2 separate regions of the Homo sapiens genome follow, and region 2 is linked to region 1. A link is an interaction called in ENCODE POLR2A ChIA-PET data of the cell type or tissue named here. Cell type or tissue: A673. All regions are shown on one strand. Each heading gives the region's core, and the rest is flanking DNA. Links, peaks and the distances in the headings are about the cores only. Region 1 has its middle 28 kb from the start of GABARAPL2. Region 2 overlaps GLG1 (golgi glycoprotein 1).

Region 1 (2,872 bases), core at 1-2,500:
ATTCTGCTTTAATCAGTTTCTTTTGCCTGGCCCCAAATCTTACATTATGACAGCAGCTGGGACACCTGGGCTGTCGGGAGCTTTTATCTAAAGGATGATGCGTCTCTCTCTTATGAGATCTTAGTTTAAAGGATAAAGACTTATATTAAAACGTAAAAGGATAATGTTTTTTATGCCTAAATTTTATGTTAAATTTTCACCCCCCAAAAAAACCAACAAATTTAGACTTCAGAATAGAGACTAGAAAAAAAACATGAAGGCTAGAGACTAAAGGCAGCTTCACTTTGGACTGTACCTGTTTTCTCAAGAGCTAAAAGTAGGTGCTTAAACCATCCTACATTTTATTTTAATCTCTAAAAACCCAGGTTTAAAATCTCATCTGTGCCTTACAATCACATCTCTGCAATCTTGGCAGGCTCTCAGATTTCATATATTTATAAAATGTGTTTTTACTGTTTTTTATTTTTAACGGCAAGTGAAAGGATTTTTATTTTACTAATGTTTCTTAACCTATATTTGGCTGATAACTGCTTCTAATTTTTAAATACATTTTCTTTTTTGAACTTGTTATGGAAATTTTTAGTCACAAATATAGACTAGCACAGTGGACTCCCTGAACCACCACTCAAACTTAGCAAACGTCAGCTTTATTGCTGCTCTTGTTTGATCTATTGCCTCGTCCCCGCCAATATTTTTTTCTTTGACCATTTAAAGCAAATCCTAACCATCGTATTTCACCCAACAGAATTAATATCCTTAATATCTAATATGTAGTCTGCTCAGTTTTCCCATGTTGTCTCAAAAATGTATTTTGACTGTTTATTTGTTCAAATTAAGATCTAAATAAGAGCCACACTGTGCATTTGATTGATGGGGTCTTTTGTCTCTTTAAATCTGTAACAGTTACCCTTTTTTCTGTGTTGAAAGGTGGGTTTTTTGTCCTGTAGAATTTCCCACATTTTGTATTTCACTGCTCATTTCCTCCCAGTGTTGTTTAAAGGTTCCTGTCTCCCCAGTATTTCCTAAAAATGTGCAGTTACACAAAGAGCCTTGATTAGATTCAGGTGCGGTTGATCTGACATAAGTACTTCCTGAGTGACTCTGCATCTTTGTTTTGCATCATATGGAGAGGAACGTGACATCTGGTGGTTCCACACGCTGTGACTGAGCAATGGGGTCTGTGGTGTCAGTCTGGTCTTTTCCATTATAAAGTACCCCACTAACCTTCCACCTGATGGTTCTAGCAGCCGTGTCAGGGGTCCCTGAGACCACCCTCATGCTTGATGATTCACAAGATAGATTCACAGAACTCTGAAAAGCTGCTATACACATCATTCCTGTTTATTTTAGTGAAAGGATACAGATTAAAATCAGCAAACGGAGAAGGTGCGTGAGCGAAGTCCAGCAGAAAACAAGCACAAGCTTCCAGTTGTACCCTCAATATGAACCGTGCGTGTTTGATTCTTTGACATGGGAGGGGCCTTGCTCACTCGGTGGAGAGATTGTTCCTCCCAAGGCTAGCCAATTCCTGGAGAGAGTAAATGACTCACCTATGACTGCTCCTTTCATATGTAAACCAACCAATCTGGAGCCCATACCCCAATCTCTCCTTTACAGGACGTCTCATACTCTGAGCCAATATCCCATACTCTGGGATATCCACCTGCCCTAATCACCGCAGGGCCAGGTACCAGAAAGCTAGGGACAGCCCCTAGGCCCCACAGCCTGCTGAAATTATTCGAACTCGCCAGTCTGTTTACTCGGCCTTGCCCCTTCCTTCCCATGGAGATCACAAGGCTCTTACTCCACTTGATCCCATCGTTCCCTCTACCTCCTCACTGACCCTGGGCTTCCAGTGTGGCTCCCTGTGGCGTGCCATGCCCCTTTTGGAATCTGTAAGTACAACAAGCTTTCTTGTCAATGGCAGTCACCTGATCTATTGCCCTCACCATACTTGAATAATAATAAAACCTATATTTTATATTTTTTTATCTTACTTTTTTGGAGACGGGTGTCTTGCTGTGTTGCCCAGGCTAGTCTCGAATGCTTGAGCTCAAATGATCTTCCCACCTTGGCCTTCCATAGTGCTGGGATTACAGGCATGAGCCACCACGTCGGGCCACCTAAAACCTATATTTTAAAACACTCCCCCAGTGGTGTCGCACAGACAGCACTTAATCCTCCCAGCAATGATGTATGGCAGTATGTGCCAGTTGTTGCCAATTATAGAAGCTCGCTGAGCCTTGGATGCTGCTAACGTCGCATGATGCACAGGACAACTGCCCTGTCCCCACCCCCACTCCCCACAAATAATTATCTGGCTCAAAATGTCAGTCATGCTGAGGTTAAGAAACCCTGCTTCTAACAATTGTCTTTTAAGTCACTTGAAATAGTTCCTCTCTAGTTATTGCTCCAAATCTGTACATAATTTTACTTTCAGTTTTTAGGGATACCTTTTAAAAAATTATGTAAAATGTTTGTATGATTCCAAAGTTGAAACTAGTTTTGTTTTGTTTTTTATTTTTTTATTTTATTTTATTTATTTATTTATTTTTTGAGACAGAGTCTTGCTCTGTCACCCAGGCTAGAGTGCAGTGGTGCGATCACGACTCACTGCAAGCTCCGTCTCCTGGGTTCACGCCATTCTCCTGCCTCAGCCTCCTGAGTAGCTGGGACTACAGGCGCCCACCACCATGCCCAGCTAATTTTTTGTATTTTTAGTAGAGACGGTGTTTCACCGTGTTAGCCAGGATGGTCTCGATCTCCTGACCTCATGATCCGCCCGCCTCGGCCTCCCAAAGTGCTGGGATTACAGGCGTGAGCCACTGCGCCCGGCCCCCTTGTTTGTTTTTTAAAAAATAGAGACGGGGTC
Region 2 (2,920 bases), core at 197-2,696, 1.0 Mb after region 1:
ACAGAGCGAGACCCTGTCTCAAAAAAAAAATTATCTTTCCATTGCCCAATGGAAAAATATTTAAGCATGATATAATTTCATTGTGTGTCAAGGTGGTCAACTTGTCTTGTAATTGAGTTGAGCTAATAATAAGCCCTTTACCAGTGTACAAGATAAAAGATTTCCTTTCAGTTCATGTGCTAATTAGGACAAAACTAACTTCCATAAAAAACCCAAAAATATCAGTGGTTGAACACAAGAGAAGTTGTGGGGGACTGTGATGCAGTCATCTGGTGATCCAGAGACCCAGGTTCCTTTTATCTTGTGGTTCCATTCGTTTCCTAGGGCCTTGCCTTTGTTTTTGTTTTTGTTTTTTTCCTTATCAGCTCTTTCTAACTCATTGAGATGAAATTCACTTACCATAGGATTCACCCTGTTTACCACCTGTTCTTGTTTTTTTTTTTTTTTTCCGATACAGAGTCTTGCTCTGTTGTCCAGGCTAGAGTGCAGTGGTGTGATCTCGGCTCACTACAGCCTTTGCCTCCCGAGTTCAAGCAGTTCTCCTGCTTCGGCCCCCCAAGTAGCTGGGATTACAGGCACCCGCCACTACACCTGGCTAATTTTTGTATTTTCAGTAGGAACAGGGTTTTATCATAATGGCCAGGCTGGTCTTGAACTCCTGACCTCAAGTGGTCTACCCACCTTGGCCTCCCAAAGTGTTGAGATTACAGGCATGAGCCACCTCATCCGGCCAAATCTTACTTTAGATAACTAAACTTTATTTGTCATAATTTTACTTAGAGGCCTTTTTTTTTTTTTTTTTTGAGACGGAGTCTCAGGCTCTGTCACCCAGGCTGGAGTACAGTAGCGTGATCTTGGCTCACTGCAAGCTCTGCCTCCTGAGTTCACGCCATTCTCCTGCCTCAGCCTCCTGAGTAGCTGGGACTACAGGCGCACACTACCATGCCCGGCTAATTTTTTTTGTAGTTTTAGTACAGACGAGGTTTCACCCTGTTAGCCAGGATGGTCTCAATCTCATGACCTCATGATCCGCCCATCTCAGCTTCCCAAAGTGCTGGGATTATAGGCGTGAGCCACCAGGCCCGGCCTCTTTTTTGTTTTTTTGAGACAGAGTCTCGCTCTGTTGCCCAGGCTGCAGTGCACTGCTGTAATCTCAGATCACTGCAGCCTCCACCTCCTGGGTTCAAGTGATTCTCGTGCCTCAGTCTCCCGAGTAGCTGGGACTACAGGTGTGTGCCACCACGCCCAGGTAATTTTTTGTATTTTTAGTAGAGATGGGGTTTCACCATGTTGGCCAGACCAGTCTTGAACTCCTGAGCTCAGGTGATCTGCCTGCCTTGGCCTTCCACAGTGCTGGGATTACAGACATGAGTCACTCACTGTGCCTGGTCAATTTTACTTAGAGTTTTTGAATCTGCGATTTAAAGATAGGGTTTTAAAAATTTTTTTTATTTCAATAGATTTTTGGGGAACATGTGGTGTTTGGTTACATGAATAAGTTCTTTCTTTAGTGGTGATTTCTGAGATTTTGGTCCACCCATTACTCGAGCATTGTACACTGTACCCAGTGTGTAGGGGTTTTTTTGTTGTTTGTTTGTTTTTACAAGTCTCGCTCTGTCGCCAGGCTGGAGTGCAGTGGCACAATCTCAGCTCACTGCAACCTCTGCCTCCCAGATTCAATAGATTCTCCTGCCTCAGCCTCCCAAGTAGCTGGGACTACAGGCGCGCACCACCACACCCAGCTAATTTTTGTATTTTTAGTAGAGATGGGGTTTCATCATGTTGGCCAGGGTAGTCTCGATCTCTTGACCTTGTGACCACCCGCCTCAGCCTCCCGAAGTGCTGGGATTACAGGTGTGAGCCACCGTGCCCAGCCCCCAGTGTGTGGTTTTTTTATTCCTCAACCGCTTCCCACCCTCTACCCCAAGTCCCCAGAGTTCATTATATCATTCTTATGCCTTTGCCTCTTCATAGCTTACTTAGCTCCCTAGGATTTAAGGATAGGTTTCTAAAGTGAAACTGAAACTAATTGGTAAGAGTGTTATAAATAATATTAATCATGCTTTGTAAGAAAGATACCCTAAGAGATGGTTTATAAATGTATTGCTAACAAAACTTCGTTAATTAATGTTAGGCATTTATGATGCAATTAATAGTAACATTTCCAAGTTCATATTATTGTCTGCAAGGAGAATAAAGGAGAGTCAAAGAAAACAGTCAATGTTTTTCGAAGCCGTGCATGGCTAGTGGGAAGGGTCCTGAGCAGCTGGCATTACTGTTCTTGTCAAAGCTGGCTGTCTATTGAAATGTCTATATTAACTTAGTTTTGTTTTCGGGGGAACTAGGAGGTCTATAAACATTCTTGGGTAGGAGAATGTCATGATGAAATAGTTAAGGAAATTACTCGGGGCACTATGAATTGAAGTGAGGAAAATTGAAGGCGCTGAGAAAGCTGCTGTTACAATGAGACCTCAAAACAGACTTGGGCCAAAGGAGACTAGTAGCAAAGGAGATAGAAGTGGGATTGATGGGGACTTCTTACCTAGGAAAAATTTACAGTGCTTTTGTTCATTCGTTTGACAAATTTTGGGTAAATATTATTTACTGTGTGCCAGCACCTTAATTGTAGGTGCTGGGAATGTGGTGATGATGATACCCTCAGCTCCCCCTTCTAAAAGACATGGTCGAGTGGAGGACGTAGCCATGGTGAGAGCTTTGAAAGAGAGATGCTTGGACATTGGCTAATTGGAGTCTGGATATGTCTCCCTGAGAAGATGATGATTGAGCTGAAGGAATGATAGAATTTAACCAAGTGAAGAGAAGTCAAAGTTTAGGCTGGGTGCCGTGGCTTACTCCTGTAATCCCAGCACTTTGGGAGGCTGAGGCCGGTGGATCACTTGAGGTCAGGAGTTCAAGACCA

Evidence for each region. Peaks named below come from ENCODE experiments on the same cell type or tissue, not always from the same donor. Only the 100,000 strongest peaks of a DNase experiment are listed, where the experiment ranks them.
Region 2: POLR2A ChIA-PET joins it to region 1 with 13 read pairs; 1 of 35 experiments calls an interaction of 5 or more read pairs at or near these places.

Annotation. Positions count from the first base shown.
Region 1 is chr16:75,592,906-75,595,777 of GRCh38, reverse strand. No RefSeq gene overlaps it. Among named protein-coding and RNA genes, the nearest start is that of GABARAPL2, 28 kb to the right of the region's middle. RefSeq lists enhancers at 691-1,687, 1,688-2,685. In A673, for the core only: no CTCF peak of the experiment used is centred there; a DNase peak (open chromatin) is centred at 1,087; H3K27ac peaks cover 2,281 bases.
Region 2 is chr16:74,583,593-74,586,512 of GRCh38, reverse strand. The region is part of intron 1 of GLG1 (golgi glycoprotein 1); the gene reads left to right. Among named protein-coding and RNA genes, the nearest start is that of GLG1, 22 kb to the left of the region's middle. In A673, for the core only: no CTCF peak of the experiment used is centred there; no DNase peak of the experiment used is centred there; H3K27ac peaks cover 1,492 bases.